Linked DNA regions of Homo sapiens: region 1 is linked to region 2. The links are chromatin loops, found by intact Hi-C in ENCODE. Cell type or tissue: heart left ventricle. All regions are shown on one strand. Each heading gives the region's core, and the rest is flanking DNA. Links, peaks and the distances in the headings are about the cores only. Region 1 overlaps LINC00886 (long intergenic non-protein coding RNA 886). Region 2 overlaps TIPARP (TCDD inducible poly(ADP-ribose) polymerase).

Region 1 (5,362 bases), core at 2,863-5,362, 110 kb after region 2:
GCATCTTGACCCTAGGTTTGAAGAGCAAACAGTTTAAGAAAAAAATAAAATATCTATCTTGAAATCAGACATGCTGGGTTCAGTAGCTCATGCCTGTAATCCCAGCACTTTGGGAGGCCGAGGCAGGCACCTCTTTGAGGTCAGGAGTTTGAGACCAGCCTGGCCAACATGGTGAAACGCTGTCTCTACTAACAATACAAAAATTAGCTGGGCATGGTGACGCAATCCTCCTGTAATCCCAGCTACTCGGGTGGCTAAGGCAGGAGTATCACTTGAACCCAGAAGGTGAAGGTTGCAGTGAGCTGAGATTGAGCTACTGCACTCCAGCCTGGGTGACAGAGTGAGACTCTGTCTCAAAAAAAAATAGATTATATCTTCACTAATTAATGTTTTGGTCAACTGCCACATTTTGGAAAACAAAATGACTGATGACAGTAGGTTGATACTACAGGGTACTTTTGACATTTGCTGTCAACTCAATGTAGACAGTATTTCTCAGAGTAGCATTTTCAAAGTGTGCATCTGGGAATGTTCCAAACAATTTCCCAATGGATTCTAAAGTTAGACTTACTGGATTTAAATCCCAACTCCATCACTTACTAACTTTGTGGCAAATTACTAGATTCTCCATGTCTCAGTTTCCATGTGTATAGAATGGAGATAATAGTGGCTTCGCAGGGTAGATTTCATCAGAGGCCTCTTAACAGTCTTATGTGGAAATTACATGGAGGGAGATACAAGAGCAATGAAGGTTATGTTGTCTATGGGTCCCAAAGCTGACTTAGGCCGGAGCTGGATTGGCCCAGGAGGAGTTGGTTAAGGTGCTCAATTCGGCAATATAAGAAGAACTGAGCCCTTTCTATGGCCTCCTCCATTTTGAGATGTACTATGAAGATAGTGAGGCCTGCTGCCAACTGAGGAGGATGTGGAACAATACCAGTCTTGGCCTTGGGCTATTAAGACTTGCCTTAAGAAAGAATGCATGTTTGTTGTTCAGACAGATACCCATAATGCAGTGGTTCTCAAACTTAAGTGTGCATTAGAATCCCCTGGAGGGCTTGTTAAAGCTGAGATTGCTGGACCCTACTCACAGAATTTTACATTGAGTAGGTGTTGGATGCAGCTGGAACAAATTTCCAGGTGATATTGATGCTCCAAGGACCACAATTTCAGAATCACTGCCCTAATGCATCTTAGAGACCTAGGAAGTTGGTGTGACTGACCTCATAATCTGTACCTGTCACAGGCAGGAGTTATCCATATTGGCAACAATGTTAACAATGAATACAAAATTCTCAAACTATGGGAAAATCCCACCTCTAAATATAAAGTCTCTCAGCTCGAGAGAGAAAATTCCTGGCTTCCAACATCAACTAGATCAGAAATACAGTTGATATAAAGTATATAAAAAAGGTAAGAAACTTCCCTAAAAAGCACCTTTCCCTGTGTTGTACACCATCTGAGGGCTTGGCTTCCCTAGCTGGGACCCCTGCATTCTACATAGGTTGCATTAACTATAGAAATTGGGACCAGACAGTAGCCTGACCAGAATTACAACCTCCATGCCTCATTTGAAATGGCACTTCCTCATGGAGATTTGTGTGATCTACCTTAAGAATTTCATCTGGGGCTTTCAATCATACCTCAGGTGGTCAAATTTGGCCCAGAAGAAAGAAAAGCCTGGGAGTTTCTCATAGTCCTAGTCCCAAAAGACTGTTTCATTTCTACTTTACAGGCAACTAAGAATAAGATAGTTTTTTTCTTTAATTCATTCTTTTTCTCCCTGTGTTGGTCTGTATGGGCTTCTATTGACAAAAATACCATAGACTAGCTGGCATATGAATAGTACAAATTTATTCCTTACAGTTTTGGAGGCTGGAAATCCCAGATCAGGGTGCTAACATGGTTGACTTCTGGTGAGGTCACTCTAGGCTGTAGACTGCTGACTTCTCATTGTATCCTCACATGGGAAAGAGCAGAGAGTAGCATGCTCTCTCATGGCCCTTATAAGGGCACTAATCCCATTCATGAGTGCTCTTACATCATGAGCTCATGTAATCTTTACTTCCCAAAGGCCTCACCTCCTAATACTGTCACACTGGGGAGTAAGGTTTCAAGATATAAATTTGGGGAGGGGAACACTTAGTCCATAATACTATCCTCCTATTTCCTGAAGGAAAGTTACTGTGCAGGTTTGTTCCATTTGGATCCTCTGGTCCTTAATCTTCCTATCAGAGCCTGTATTATATACTTTGGAGGCTTTCTTGATGTCTAATTGGCAGCTAAATCTCCTCTCTCATGCTGTCACAATCTCTTTGACTTTTTTTCTCCTCTCAAACATCCCTATTGCTGTTTTCCCTTTGCTTTCTGGAATTAATGGGTGGATTAGCAGTCAGGTCAAGCTAAATTATGCTGCAATAACAAGTGACCCTGATATTTTAGTGGTTTAAAACAAAAGTGTTTTTATTTACATTAATTCCTCATTATGTAAATAGCAGGTCATCTTCAATTTCATTCCATTCTACTTATTTTTTCCCTGTCATCCAAGCCATTAATAGTTTCTTTGGAATCCACAAATGATCTGAAGCCATCTTTAGTTGAAAAATCGAGAAAGGGAAGAAAGAGGTTAAACGGAGAAAAAAAAATGCTCCTCTCTTTTTAAGAAGCTTAAATTAATGGACTTCCTTATGTATCCACAAAACTATGCTTCAGAGGAAAAGTTCATCTGTCCTGCTCAGCATAGGCTAATGACATTACCATTTGTTGGTGGTCATTTTAGTCATTGATCCTGTTTGCTATGATTGTGTATAGATCTTGGGGTACTTTATGAACACTCTTAACTCCATTGTGTCCAGAAAGTACAAAGGCTTAAGGATGTTTGAAGAGTTATGAAGACTGTTTGAAGAGGATGCATATGCCTATGATGGAAACAAAAGTGGAGAGAATAAACATTTTAAGTGAAGAGAAAATGATGACAGTTGCATGTGTGTAAGGGATGAATTATTTCACAGAAGAAACAGTTTTGAAGGACAAAGAGAATCAGGAAGCAATTGAAGAGCCAGGCTTTTGCAATCAGGAGTAATCAGCAAGAGATGAGGCAAAGTGATTAGCAAAATGGAAAGCCTGGCACTAGGAGTTAGACAATCAGAATCAACACAGATGTCCTTTAGCCCATGTTAATTCGAAAGGCCAAGTGTTTGTTTGAGAACTTAAAGGCTAAATATGTTTGTGGTAGACCAAGGGCAGGCCTGCCTGCAAAATTAGTGGAAAACTACACCCTGCTGCCCAGGTGTAGATAAGGAGAGATTGCACCAGGCTAGGCACAGCAAGCATTTTCAAGATCTGGAATCTGAACATTAGCCTGAATGAAACAGCTTGCTGGGTAACCTTTTTGCCTCATATGGTAGCATAAGTTGTTTCTGGTTGCTAATGTGGCTGGAGGTATGAAAGATAGTAAGCCCACACTTCTGGGCTCCCCTGACCTCCAAGACATCTCATTCTCTCCAGTTGCCAAGACCATCAAATTTATGATGTCTCTGGAAAACAAAGGAGGCAATGGACAGCTGCATCTGCCTTACCTCATGTCTATCCTTTGTACTGCTTACATGCAGCCTTGGAAGTAAATAAAATAAAGCATCTCTGAACTGAACTCAAAATGTCATTCTTGCCCATTCTCTCACCTAGACCAGACTCTAGTCTGACTGTATAAGGTGAAAGTGCTGCCAGGGAAGCTCTTGCTAAAAGCCATGTGTGGTCCATTAGTTCAAGATCTAGCCCCATCTAAATTGTCAAATATGTGGTAAGTGTGGATATTATATCTGCTGAGGTCAAGGGATTACTACCTCAATAGATTTTCAATTCTCTATTTTGGTAGGAAAACAATGCCCAATAGAGAGAGAGAGTGTGTGTGAGTGTGTGTGTGTGTGTGTATTGTGTATAATCAGTAGAAAGAAAACAACTAATCTGACTTAAAAGGTTTAAGAACCATCTAATTCCTAATAGGTGGAAATCTGTTCATTTATTATAAGCTTAAACTTCTCTTAGTCACATTAGACAGTAACAATGTGTCCCAAATCCCACCTGCTTGGCTTCTTTTTCCCCTCTAAATGTCTCTCCCTAGGCACCTTTACAAACCTCCAGGGCTCCTTACAACACAGTGTGAACTGACCCACCTTATGCAATATTAGTAAATTATAGTCCAAACTGGAAACTTATGAATATGAAAGGGAGCGCTATTAGTAATCAGGCCACACACATAATGGGGACTGTCCTGGGAAAACTGGGATTATATTTGCCCTTATAGATATGATAATCCAAATGTTTGACTGTCCAAGGCTCCTTCCAATAAGACCCTGTTCAGTCAACAGCCCCTGTTAGAGAGGCAGCTCTAGGCTCATGGTGACCCTGAGCCACCACACTGGACTTTAGTTGAGGTGGTAATAACCAAAGTTGGTAATAAGCCTGGGCTAGTGACTTTGGGAGACCCTGAGGAGGCTGGGCTTGACATGACGAGCCTGGTCAAGCAGATTCTCTCTTTGATGAATAAAAAATACTAACTAAAAGCCGTCGGGGGGCCAGTGATTCTATTTTTTCTGCCTCCACACGATTCACATGTGGAACATACTCTCCCATTGTCAGTAATATCTGTCATTATACTGCAACAATTCTCAACTGCTAGGGAGTGGGGAGGGAAAATGGCAATACATGAATCTCCAGCTATTCTACCAAAACTACGAATGTACACACCCTTGACCAGGTAATTCCAACTCTAGAAATTTATCCTTCAGATATAATTGCACACTCGTAAAATGATGTATGTCAAAATTATTCATTGCAGTAATGTTTTACTAACAAAATGTTGGCCAAAAAAATCCCTAAATTTTGATCAACAGGGAACTGATTAAATTATGGTACATCTATAAAAATGTAAACAATAATTGTACTAAATGGAATGACCTTCAAGATATATTAAGTGAAAAAAGGTATTAAGAATGAAACATTTGGAGAGGAGATCCACTGATTCAGTATTATCATGGAAATCTGTTAGAACCAAAGGCATACCCATGTCTTTTGCATGCTCTCATAAGCTTTCTAGTAGCTTTGGTGTTTATTAAAAAAAATTCCACTCCAAGAACTCCAAAATATGTGGTTGACCTCTTTCTGTTATTTCTGTTGTTTGAACCTACTTATGCAGTGAACAGAATTACCGCCATGCACAACAGAGAATCAGTCCTCCACACTAAGGAGAAAAATGTATTGATTTGAGGATTAAAATATGTGCAACAGCACATATTTTATTCATTTATTTCCTTATGATTTAAAGCAATTGTCAAGAAGCCTATATGCTTTTAGAGTGGTGGCC
Region 2 (10,350 bases), core at 5,530-8,029:
TTGAGGTATTCAGATAAATCCATGATCTGAGTTTTATGTTAATAGTTTTACAGTGTCATAGTGTGGTAATTAAGTGTAGAATTTTAACCTCTGAGGCTGGGCGCAGTGGCTCACGCCTGTAATCTTAGCTTTTTGGAAGGCTGAGGCAGAAGAATTGCTTGAGACCAGCCCAGGCAACATGGCGAAACCTTGTCTCTACAGAAAAATACAAAAATTAGCTGAGTGTGGTGGATCATGCCTATAGTCACAGCTACTGGGGATGCTGAGGTGGGAGGGTAGTTTAAGCAAGGGAGTTTGAGGTGGCAGTGAGCCTAGTTGGCACTATTGTACTCCAGCCTGGGTGACAGAAGACCCTATCTCAAAAAAAAAAAAAAAAAAAAAAAAACTGAAAGAAAAATAAATTTAATCTCTGGTGAGTATTAAAAGATGTTGCTTTGGATGTAAGCATTTATGAATAAGTTTTATTGCCGCCCCCCCCCGCAATAAGTAGCCCTGTGCTACTTATTTGAGGCAGTGTTAGCAAAAATCTTAAGTAGCAACAGAATAAACAATAGTTTTGCTTCTAAAGAAGAAAGTTACGAATACATAGTTTTCTGAAGTTTAATAACTACACTGTTTTCACAAAATGTGTTGGTATTGTGTATGCCATGGCTTTGATTCTCATCACCTTGTAACACATTTGAAGGGATATAAGCTGCCAGATATTCCAGCATTGCTAAATGAGTCCTGGAAATATCAAAGCCAGGTATCAAAAGCCAGCTATATTTTGTTCGCCAGTGAAATTTCTTTAGCAGCGGCAAACATATCCCATCTGCTGTGCCTGTCTCAAGCCAGTAGCGGAACCTCAAGTACTCTCCACATTGCATTTAATCTTTATCTTTCTATCATTATGACCCTCCGTGTTGGGAGATATTTTCACTTTACATCATAATAATAAAATAAAAGGACACTACTAATTGTGTATGGTGAGTCTAGCTGATTAGGGTGTGTGTTAATTAGTTTGAGGTCACAGGCTTATCCTTGGAGAAACCAGTTAGCTCTTACAGGCAGGAAGCCAAGGTTCTGAAGTCTAACCGATCTGGTTAAAACTGTACAGAGTAGGATTCAGAAAACTTTGTATTTAATCAACCTATGCCAAAGTCTGAGTTCTATGTTTTATTTCTATCACCTTCCCACTTAAACCTGCTGTACGTCTGGTAATTTGTCTTGTTAATAGCACCATTATCCAACCACCCAGACCAGAAACATGGGACACATCCTAGACTCTTTTCACTCTCTTCTGCCCCACGTGTAATTATCCTTCATGCAGTTAAATTCTAACTCTTAAATACTTCAGCTCATTCCTACATTGCCTCCTTAGTCCTCTTTCATCATATGTCTCTTGTGCAGTTCTAATAACTATACATGGCTGTTCATAGAATAATATTGATAAATATCCTAATATTTAGCAGTTGAATGGTTTTTCTCTACCTGTCCACTGCCAAAAATAAATAAGTAAATCATTCTTCTATACCACTACAACTGGAGTGACCTTTATAAAGGCAAGTCTGGACTTTGTTGTAAATTCACTGGTGTTTCCTACTGCCCATAGAATCAAGACCTAACTTCTTAACACAGTAAACAAAGCTCTTCATTATCTGGCCCAAGCCAACTTATCCAGTCCAGTTTTATCCCTTATCTCTCATAGATACATATACCCTAACCTCCCACATGAACTGGGTGTGCCTCTTGCACACTATTCTTGTGTGCCTTGTTTGGTTAGCTTCTACACATGGAGTCACTCCGCATGTGGTGTCCTGCCTCCCATTGTTTGCCTGGTAGCTGGACCTGGCTCACATTTTATCCACTCTGGAACAACTCCCTTGACCACCTTTCTTGACACCTTTTCCAGCAGAGGTAAGCCATCTGCTTCTGACCACCTTTGTGCCACACTTCACACTATGCTGCAAGGTTTCCTTTTCCCACTAGATTGGTGCTCTGTGTCATTTTGCCTTTTTCATTTTCTTATGGCCAAAGCAGAGCCCAGTACCAAATTAATGTGTCTACTTTAAATTACTTTGCTTTTTTTTTGGTCTCATTTTCTTCTTGGTTACAAACACTTTATAAACAGAGAAACTGCCTAAAATGGTTACACTCTTTACTGAGCTCCCAAATGTATAAACCCAAGAGCTATTTATCTGAGAAAGAAGTCGTGTTCTTACTATTTTCTGTTTCATTTAGCATCTTTTTCTTTTTTAGTTTTGGTTTGCATTCCAACTGTTTATTATTCATGTCATAGGTCCTTTTTACTTTCTTTTCAGGATCTTAAATACTAAGATATTAGTATACTTATTAAAGAAATATGTGCGGCATACTTTCTGACTTAATGTGGGTGTTGGTGCTCTATGCATTGGTAATGTATGTCGGAAAATGTTGGCTTAATTGGTATGTGCAGATATTTGTTGAATAAGAGGAGAACCATTGTTATAAAGCATCTAAATTATGAGAATGGGCGTCCTTTTCAGCATTTTAAATTAGTGTTGTATATGGATTCTTATAGTGGGATGTGTGGTGGTGAGATGTGGAAAAACAGAATTGTTAATATTTCAGCGGTTCAAGTTCATTCTTCCCTTAATAGCAAAAATCAGCAGTCTGTTCACAAGGTTTTGTTTTCTTCTGGTTCATGATAGGGCTGTATCTTAGATAAAACAATACTGATGGATTTAGCCATCTGATACAAATAGCAAGATATAAATCCTACTGTACAGTGGCTATTACCCATACTCTTTTTTGGCTGTCCCTCAGTAGAGATGCCTTTAGACCAGATGGGGTTTTCATCCACAAGGATTATTGCACCTTGCTTTTACAGAGACACCCCCAATCTCTAGCACTGTCTCTCTTGCTCAGTTTCCAACATCCTGTATTTACTGCTTTGACTCTAACTTCATCTGCTCAATACTGTAAATTCCTAACCTTATATCTTAAGGCTCTGACACCCTGGACTTAAACGTCCACAGTTTGTTGCCTGAAGTCTCTCACATTGCTTGTTTTACCCCCTTATAGGAATTTACAGGTTCCCATTTCCTCATCTCTCAGATACCCCTGTTTAGAAGGTCTCCTTTTCCAACTAGTACCAATCCTGTCTCCACCCGTCTTTCAAGAAGCAAAGTGCTTGGAGACCTCTTTTTCCTTGTTCTTACAGCTCTTTACTTACAGTGATATTTCCTGTTATTTAAACTGCTTCTAAGATTCTTCTTCTTGCAGAAAGCTATCTTGGATTGATAAAGTAAAACCTCTTAATTTTCCTGACCTTTATCCATTACTGGATGCCAATAACCACCTCCTCTCCCATATTGCTGCATGTTTATTCTTTGTCTCTTATTTCCTGAATGTACTTGCCACTGGTGAATTTAGATAGGCAGATGTACTGCTTCTTTGGCTTACATTTTGTTAGTTATTCCTTTCTTAACGCCCCTGGAAGACAGGGACTACATCTGTTTAATTCTTCGTGTATTGCCCAGTAGAGCCCACCATCACGATTATCATACATAGATGACTCATAATTGCTTTCTGATAATAGGAAGCAATAGTTTGATAAAGAAGAATGTGGTGGCTGTTGAACATTTGGCACCCATATTGCACACATTTATGCTGATGCAGATTGTGGAGAAAAAAACCTCTTGGCTTTAGATTTTTAAAGCATTCCCTGTTTAAGGGAGAGCAGGTGGTAAAATTAATCTTACAAAAAGATAATTTAATGTTTTTCAAATTTATGATTTTTGTCTCTGTCAAGTTTAGAAAAAGCATATTGAAAATCAAATAGAGCTAAAACAGTACTTTGATACATCAATCCAAAGAACAGTTGATTGTAGTAAATTAGGATTTGTCGTAGAAACTTCATAATGCCCAAAGGACTGACATGCACAGAGAATGTAGCAAAAGCTGCAGTTGTAGATGTCTTTCTCATGCAAATCATTATCTATGAAGTCTCAGTAATACAGGCTTAAACAGAAATTGCTAGAGTGATGTCCAGAATAAAATCTGACACTAAACAGCAAAAAGCATTGGCTGTTTATATTATAATGCATGTTAACATAATGACTGCTGTTCTAAGAACTCCTTAAAGGAAATACTGAGGATTTGTGACTCATAATTGGGAACAGTTGCTGGGCGATAAGCTTAAAGGGGGAAAAATATGTTTAGAAACTTGAAACAATCTTAACAGGGAGAAAGTTTTTTATCTCACTTCCCAATCATAACATCAGATTCTCCTAAAGTTAATGAAAATTGCTTAAGGCAACTTGATATGAAGTTTAATTTAGGCATAGGAGTTCCAGTTTACAGGACTTTTTTTGTTTTTTTGTTTTGTCGTGTTTGTTTCACTTTTTAGGATTTCCCAGAAACATTTTTCTATTTGAATTAAATATTCCTACTTACCATAAATCATTTTAAAACAGTGGCCAAATATTATTTTAAACTACATTATATTATCTTATTTCATACTTAATTAATATTATATGTTGTTTTTGAGACCATATCCAACTAGTTAGTACTCTTACTAAGCAAGAAGTTTGGGGTTTATTGGCAAGATCTTTAGGAATTTTAAAGGAGTATACTGCTTTTTTGTAAGTTCCATACTTTTTGGCTTCATCAGTTGGTTATATGGTTGTTTTTTCAGTGTAGAACCTGATTCATAAATTGTGAACATTGGGATAGAGGATGGCAAATATTTGTATAATCTGTTTTTCAAATATTTGTCTGCAGAATCTTTTGTGCACAGAATACCTGTTAATAGTTTTTGAAACAAGTATTCTAAGAGCAGATTTTGGAAAATGTGCTAGCTAGCAAAACCCGTAGATCAAATTTTTTTTTTTAGACAGTTTCACTCTTTTTGCCTAGGCTGGAGTGCAGTGGTGCAACCACAGATCAAATTTAATATCCTTTTCAAAATCCTAATTTACAGCAAGGAAATAAGTTAATTATTGGGAAAATCTGTCTCAACACCTAGACTTCACATGTACCAGTCTTTCTGAATGCCTGTAGATCTAGAGTATTTCCTGTGTTGTAGACATCCATTTAGAAATCTGTGGTACACTATGCTACAATATCTGTGCTGTTATCATATATTTAATTTTTTATATTTTCTTATAGTAACTTTCAAACATACACAAAAAAGAAAAGAGAGAAGAGTATAATGACCATTATGCCAGTTATTTGAAATAATGGTTCAAATGTTTCAAACTCTAGGTGAAGTTCCATAAAAGAGGAAACACAAATGTTTTTATTGGACTACCTTTTATAAATTATTAAATGAGTCTGATTCATATAGTGGGACTTCCCTCCAACAGTATGGAGACATTTGTAAAGGAATGATTCAGCAGCAGTCGACCAGATAATAAGATGACCAAAATATTCTCAAAGCTAAACCTCATAATAATCCAAACTTTTTTTTTCTTCATGTTTTGCCAACATTTTTCAACCCACAGGATAAAAGATAATATTGATGTTGGGTGGATTAATACTGGCTTTATCCGGATTCATTTTATTTTTCCCTTCTTTTATTCTGTCTTTGATCAGGCAATACTGTGTATTCCTGTATTGGCTCAAGTAAACTGATGGCCTCTGAAAAAAAGGTCAAGCTTGAAGAGAAATTTTCTGTCTATGTTTAGTTTCTACATATAGCATCATAGTAAAACTGACTCCCTGATTGGCTGAGGCCAGCCCACTGTAGAGTGGAGGGTGGGCTTATTTTGATTGGGTTAGGCCAGTGGTGCTGTGGGGTTAAATCAATCTTACTATAATTCCATGGCCTAGAAATTTTGGTCTTGATTAGAAAGGGCATGTAGGAAATGGATGCTGTGGAAACAACCGGCAATAAATATGCTTTTACTCCAAGTAAAGCAAGTTTTGAAAATTCTACAACAGGCTATGCTATGTATTTTTAATGTCCAATGATATTTTTAGATATTTCTGTTTTACAAATTTATTAACAGGTTTTTGGGTTTTTTTTGTTTTTGTTTTTTTTTAGAGGACAAGAATTTTGGGCAGATTTGAATGCCATGAACGTGTATGAAACAACTGAATTTGACCAACTACGAAGGCTGTCCACACCACCCTCTAGCAATGTCAACTCTATTTACCACACAGTCTGGAAATTCTTCTGTAGGGACCACTTTGGATGGAGAGAGTATCCCGAGGTATTTACAGATTCTTTGTTGACAAGTACATTTTTCAAATTTATTTTTTTCTTCCTGTATTCTTTTATTCTTTCTTTACAACAATGACTAGGCAGAACTATGCATATAATCAAACAGCTTATGAATATAAAATTGAGTCTCATTGATACAAGAAAACTTTTCTCTTTTTCTTAAAATTTATTTCTTTCCATTAATTTGAAATCCAAAGATAGCATACCACTATTATCAGATAAATAAAATGCTTTCCACAGAATCTTGCATTATAGAGATGAAATATTTTGACCTGTTGCCGCCTGTGGAGTAATTTTCACGACATGAGAATTGGTATAACTTTTGATTATATCTGGCTCTTGGGCTTATGGAGATTGGATCAAGTGTTACACTTAGCATTTTAGAAGCCCAATGGAAACAATCACTCATGTCTCTGGAAGAAGTACTTGAAAATGTTTATTGAGCTGTGGTCAGGGAAATCAGTTATTTACAATTTTCTCCTATGTGCACTTGCATCCTTAGTCTGAGACAGTGATAATAGCCCTTCAGTCTCAAAGCAAGGTTTTAAAATGATGATGGTTTACTTTGCTTCTGAATGACAATTCTGAGTCATTTAAACAACCTCAAATGGACTTTAGAGATTAATTTCACATTCCAAAGATCTGACTTTTTCAATTTAAGTTCATTTCCAGCATTACAAAAGGGGGGAACAACTTATCTACCTTACTTTTATTTTTAAAGACAATAGCAAAAGAAAAAAACCTAGTATGTTAATTATTGTTAAACACAATATTAAACTAAGTAAGTTTAAGTAATCACTAGTATCTACCTTCCAAAGAGAATACAAGGCTGTTTAAAATGTACTCTCAGAATACTTGGTAATCACTAGTTATCTACCTTCCAAATAGAATACAAGGCTGTTTAAAATGTACTCTCAGAATACTCAGACTGTTCCTGTGTTTTTCCTCTGAGAAGTTTTTTGGGTTTAGAGCTTGAACTTTATATACCACCACCTTTTCAAATTTTATTTATTTATTTATTTATTTATTTTGAGAGAGAGGTCTTGCTCTGTTGCCCAGGCTGGAGTACAGTGGCACAATCATAGCTCACTATAATCTTGAACTCCTGGGCTCAAGCAGTGCTCCTGCCTCAGCCTCCCAAATAGCTGGGACTACAGGTGCATGCCACCATACTCAACTAATTTTTATTTTTTATTTTTTGTGGAGACAGGATCTTGCGATGTTGCCCAGTCTAGTCTCGAACTCCTGGCCTCAAACAATCCTCCTTTCTCTGCCTCCCAAAGCGTGGGGAGTGGCTCACAGGCGTGAGCCACTGATACTGGCCAACATCACTATCTTTAATTCCTCTTTTGAAAACTCCCTTAAGAAATATGAACGAAAACTCTCTATGATATTATTAAGGCTCAAAATAGAATAAAATAGTTCCCTGGGCCCCACATGTTTTGTAAGGTGGAAATCCATGCCTTATGAACAGGGAGCATCTTTCCACCCTACATACTTGGAAGGGAAAAAAAATCTTAGCATATAAAGGGAGTTATTTAGACTCACTGTACTTTATTGAAATTCCTGTGAGGTTAACTTTTGCCTTTGGTTAATTTTCATTTTTAACCATGATTATTAACTTTCCTTTTTTTTTTTTTTTTTGTTCTGTTTTCTCCTCCATAGTCTGTCATTCGATTGATTGAAGAAGCCAACTCTCGGGGTCTGAAAGAGGTTCGATTTATGATGTGGAATAACCACTACATCCTCCACAATTCATTCTTCAGGAGAGAGATAAAAAGGAGACCCCTCTTCCGCTCCTGTTTTATACTGCTTCCATATTTACAGTAAGTGTCGAGTATGAAGTTGCAATATTTACTCTCATTTTATGTAAATGCATTCCTGAATACTAGAGATAAAAAATAAATAAGAGTCTACCTTGGTTAGTACTCCTAGAATGTGAAATTCCAAATTAGTCTTTGGATTTTAATTCCTCAACAAATTGAGTGTAAATAAGCTACAATAAATCCAGTTACACTAGAAGAATGAGTAACTTATTGGATTTTTTAGAGTTAACATTTTTCCACAACTAAATATAATTGTGTCTGGAATGAGTCACAGAACTTGCATTTACCTCCTTCATGGAAGATTTTTTCCTTCCATGAAACTACTTTCAAGATGAGACCCTTCTATGTTACAGGACAACTTAGCCAAACTGCCGGGGCAAGTGAGGAGAGTCCTACAAGGTGATTTCTTGTTTTCCTTTTACTTGAGGGAATTTGAATGGGGAAAGTTCACCTTTTCAAATAATTTACATTCTCATTTGCTAGGTAAGCCACCTCTTCTTGTGATACTCACTAAAATTACTTGTCATACTTACTAAGAATACAGTTTCTTAATGTAAGGTTAGGACTGAACTCACTCTTCTGAATTGTAGGTGAGCTTTTCTTCCATTTTGCCAAGAGTTGTTTCTTCCTTTGGTCTCCAGACAACCCAGTGGCACATCTTTATAGATACCAAAAGGTGGGGCACATTACCATTCACATGGCCACCTTTGAAAATTAGTATCTCTAGGGAAATCATTATCTACTCCAGTCAGATATGCTATTTTTAGAGACTGATTTTGAAAATGGTATAGGTTTACTTGGTTTTATGAACTTTAGAAGTCTAGCGTAATGGTTGGTTTTTTTGTGCTGATCTTTGAGGAAAAGATACCATTTTTATATTCCTACTGTTTTTATTTTAGCTCAAACTGTTTTCCCTAAGTTGTTATGAGAAAATCTTAGTGATTCTAATCCCATGTTTGGAAGGGGAACAGTAAAAACAAAATACAAATAAAAATCCCTGAAATGATCAGTATCCAAAAGAAATTTGTAGTAAGATTAATCTTAGAAATATATATTGGATTGGGTTAAGTGTGTTCTTTCTTCTAAGTGCCCGTTAGAAAAATTTTACCTTGTAGGGTTTCTTAAAAAATTAGAACTAGTAAAAATGCCATTTCTGTGATTTTACTAGCACAGCTGGAGATAGTGTCAGTGTCCAGTAGTTAGGAATATATTGTCCTCCTGGTGAGATAGTAGAACCCATTAGTGAGACCAGCAGCTTGGCATGCTGAGCCAATCAAGCAAGATAGAACTTCTGTGTGAGGGTAAGAATGCAAGTTCTGCATTGTTGGAAAGTTTCGGTGAATGGTGAAAATGCGTCTGTTTTTATCTCATGATAAGTAATTATGGAATATGCCCTCTTTTTTTTTTTTTTTTGAAGCTTAGGCTTGTTTTGTAAAAGTATGAACTATAAAGATAATATAAGCAGCAATACAATTAATGCCACAAATATGCCTTCATTATACAGGCATATCTTGTTTTATGGTGCTTTGCTTTATTGTACTTCACAGATAATTGTGTTTTTTACAAATTGAAGGTCTGTGGCAGCACTAGGTCAAGCCAAATCTATTAGTGCTGTATTTTCAACAGCATGCGCTCATTTTGTGTCTCTGAATCATATTTCGGGTATTCTTCGGATATTTCAGGTGTTTCATTATTATTGTATCTGTTATGGTGATCTGACCGGTGATCTTTATGTTACATTTGTTTTGGGGTGCCAAGAACAGCACCCACATAAGACGGCAGAGTGTTCAAGTGAAAGGAAGAGTTACACATCTCTAAGTCAAAAGCCAGAAATGATTAAGCTTAGTGGGGAAGGCATGTTGAAAGCTGAGATAAGCCAAAAGCTAGGCCTCTTGTGCCTTAACATTAGCCAAGTTGTGAATACAAAGGAAAAGTTCTTGAAGGAAATTAAAAGTGCTACTCTGGTAAGCACACGAATTATAAGAAAGTAAAACAGCCTTCTTGCTAATATAGAGAAAGTTTTAGTGATCTGGATAAAAGATCAAACCAGCTACAACATTCCCTTAAGCCAAAGCCTAATCCGGAGCAAGGCCCTAACTTTTTTCAGTTCTTTCAAGGCCGAGAGAGGTGAGGAAGCTGCAGAAGAAAGTTTAAACCTAACAGAGGTTGGTTCATGAGGTTTAAGAGCCCATCTCTCTTATAGAAGTGCAAGGTGAAGCAGGGAGTGTTGATGTAGAAGCTGTAGCAAGTTATCCAGAAATCTAGCTGAGATCATTGATGACAGTGGCTAAACTAAACAAGAGATTTTCAGTGTAGACAAAACAAACTTATATTAGA

Evidence for each region. Hi-C counts contacts between places; a loop is a spot of excess contacts. Peaks named below come from ENCODE experiments on the same cell type or tissue, not always from the same donor. Only the 100,000 strongest peaks of a DNase experiment are listed, where the experiment ranks them.
Region 1: a loop joins it to region 2, with 2.1 times the contacts of the local background. A loop is called at or near these places in 16 of 110 quality-filtered maps.

The regions. Positions count from the first base shown.
Region 1 is chr3:156,801,018-156,806,379 of GRCh38, forward strand. The region is part of intron 1 of LINC00886 (long intergenic non-protein coding RNA 886); the gene reads right to left. Among named protein-coding and RNA genes, the nearest start is that of LINC00886, 13 kb to the right of the region's middle. In heart left ventricle, for the core only: no CTCF peak of the experiment used is centred there; no DNase peak of the experiment used is centred there.
Region 2 is chr3:156,688,013-156,698,362 of GRCh38, forward strand. It overlaps TIPARP (TCDD inducible poly(ADP-ribose) polymerase), which reads left to right. Exons shown (of 6, transcript NM_015508.5): 3 at 6,008-6,176; 4 at 7,853-8,013. Among named protein-coding and RNA genes, the nearest start is that of TIPARP-AS1, 17 kb to the left of the region's middle. In heart left ventricle, for the core only: no CTCF peak of the experiment used is centred there; no DNase peak of the experiment used is centred there.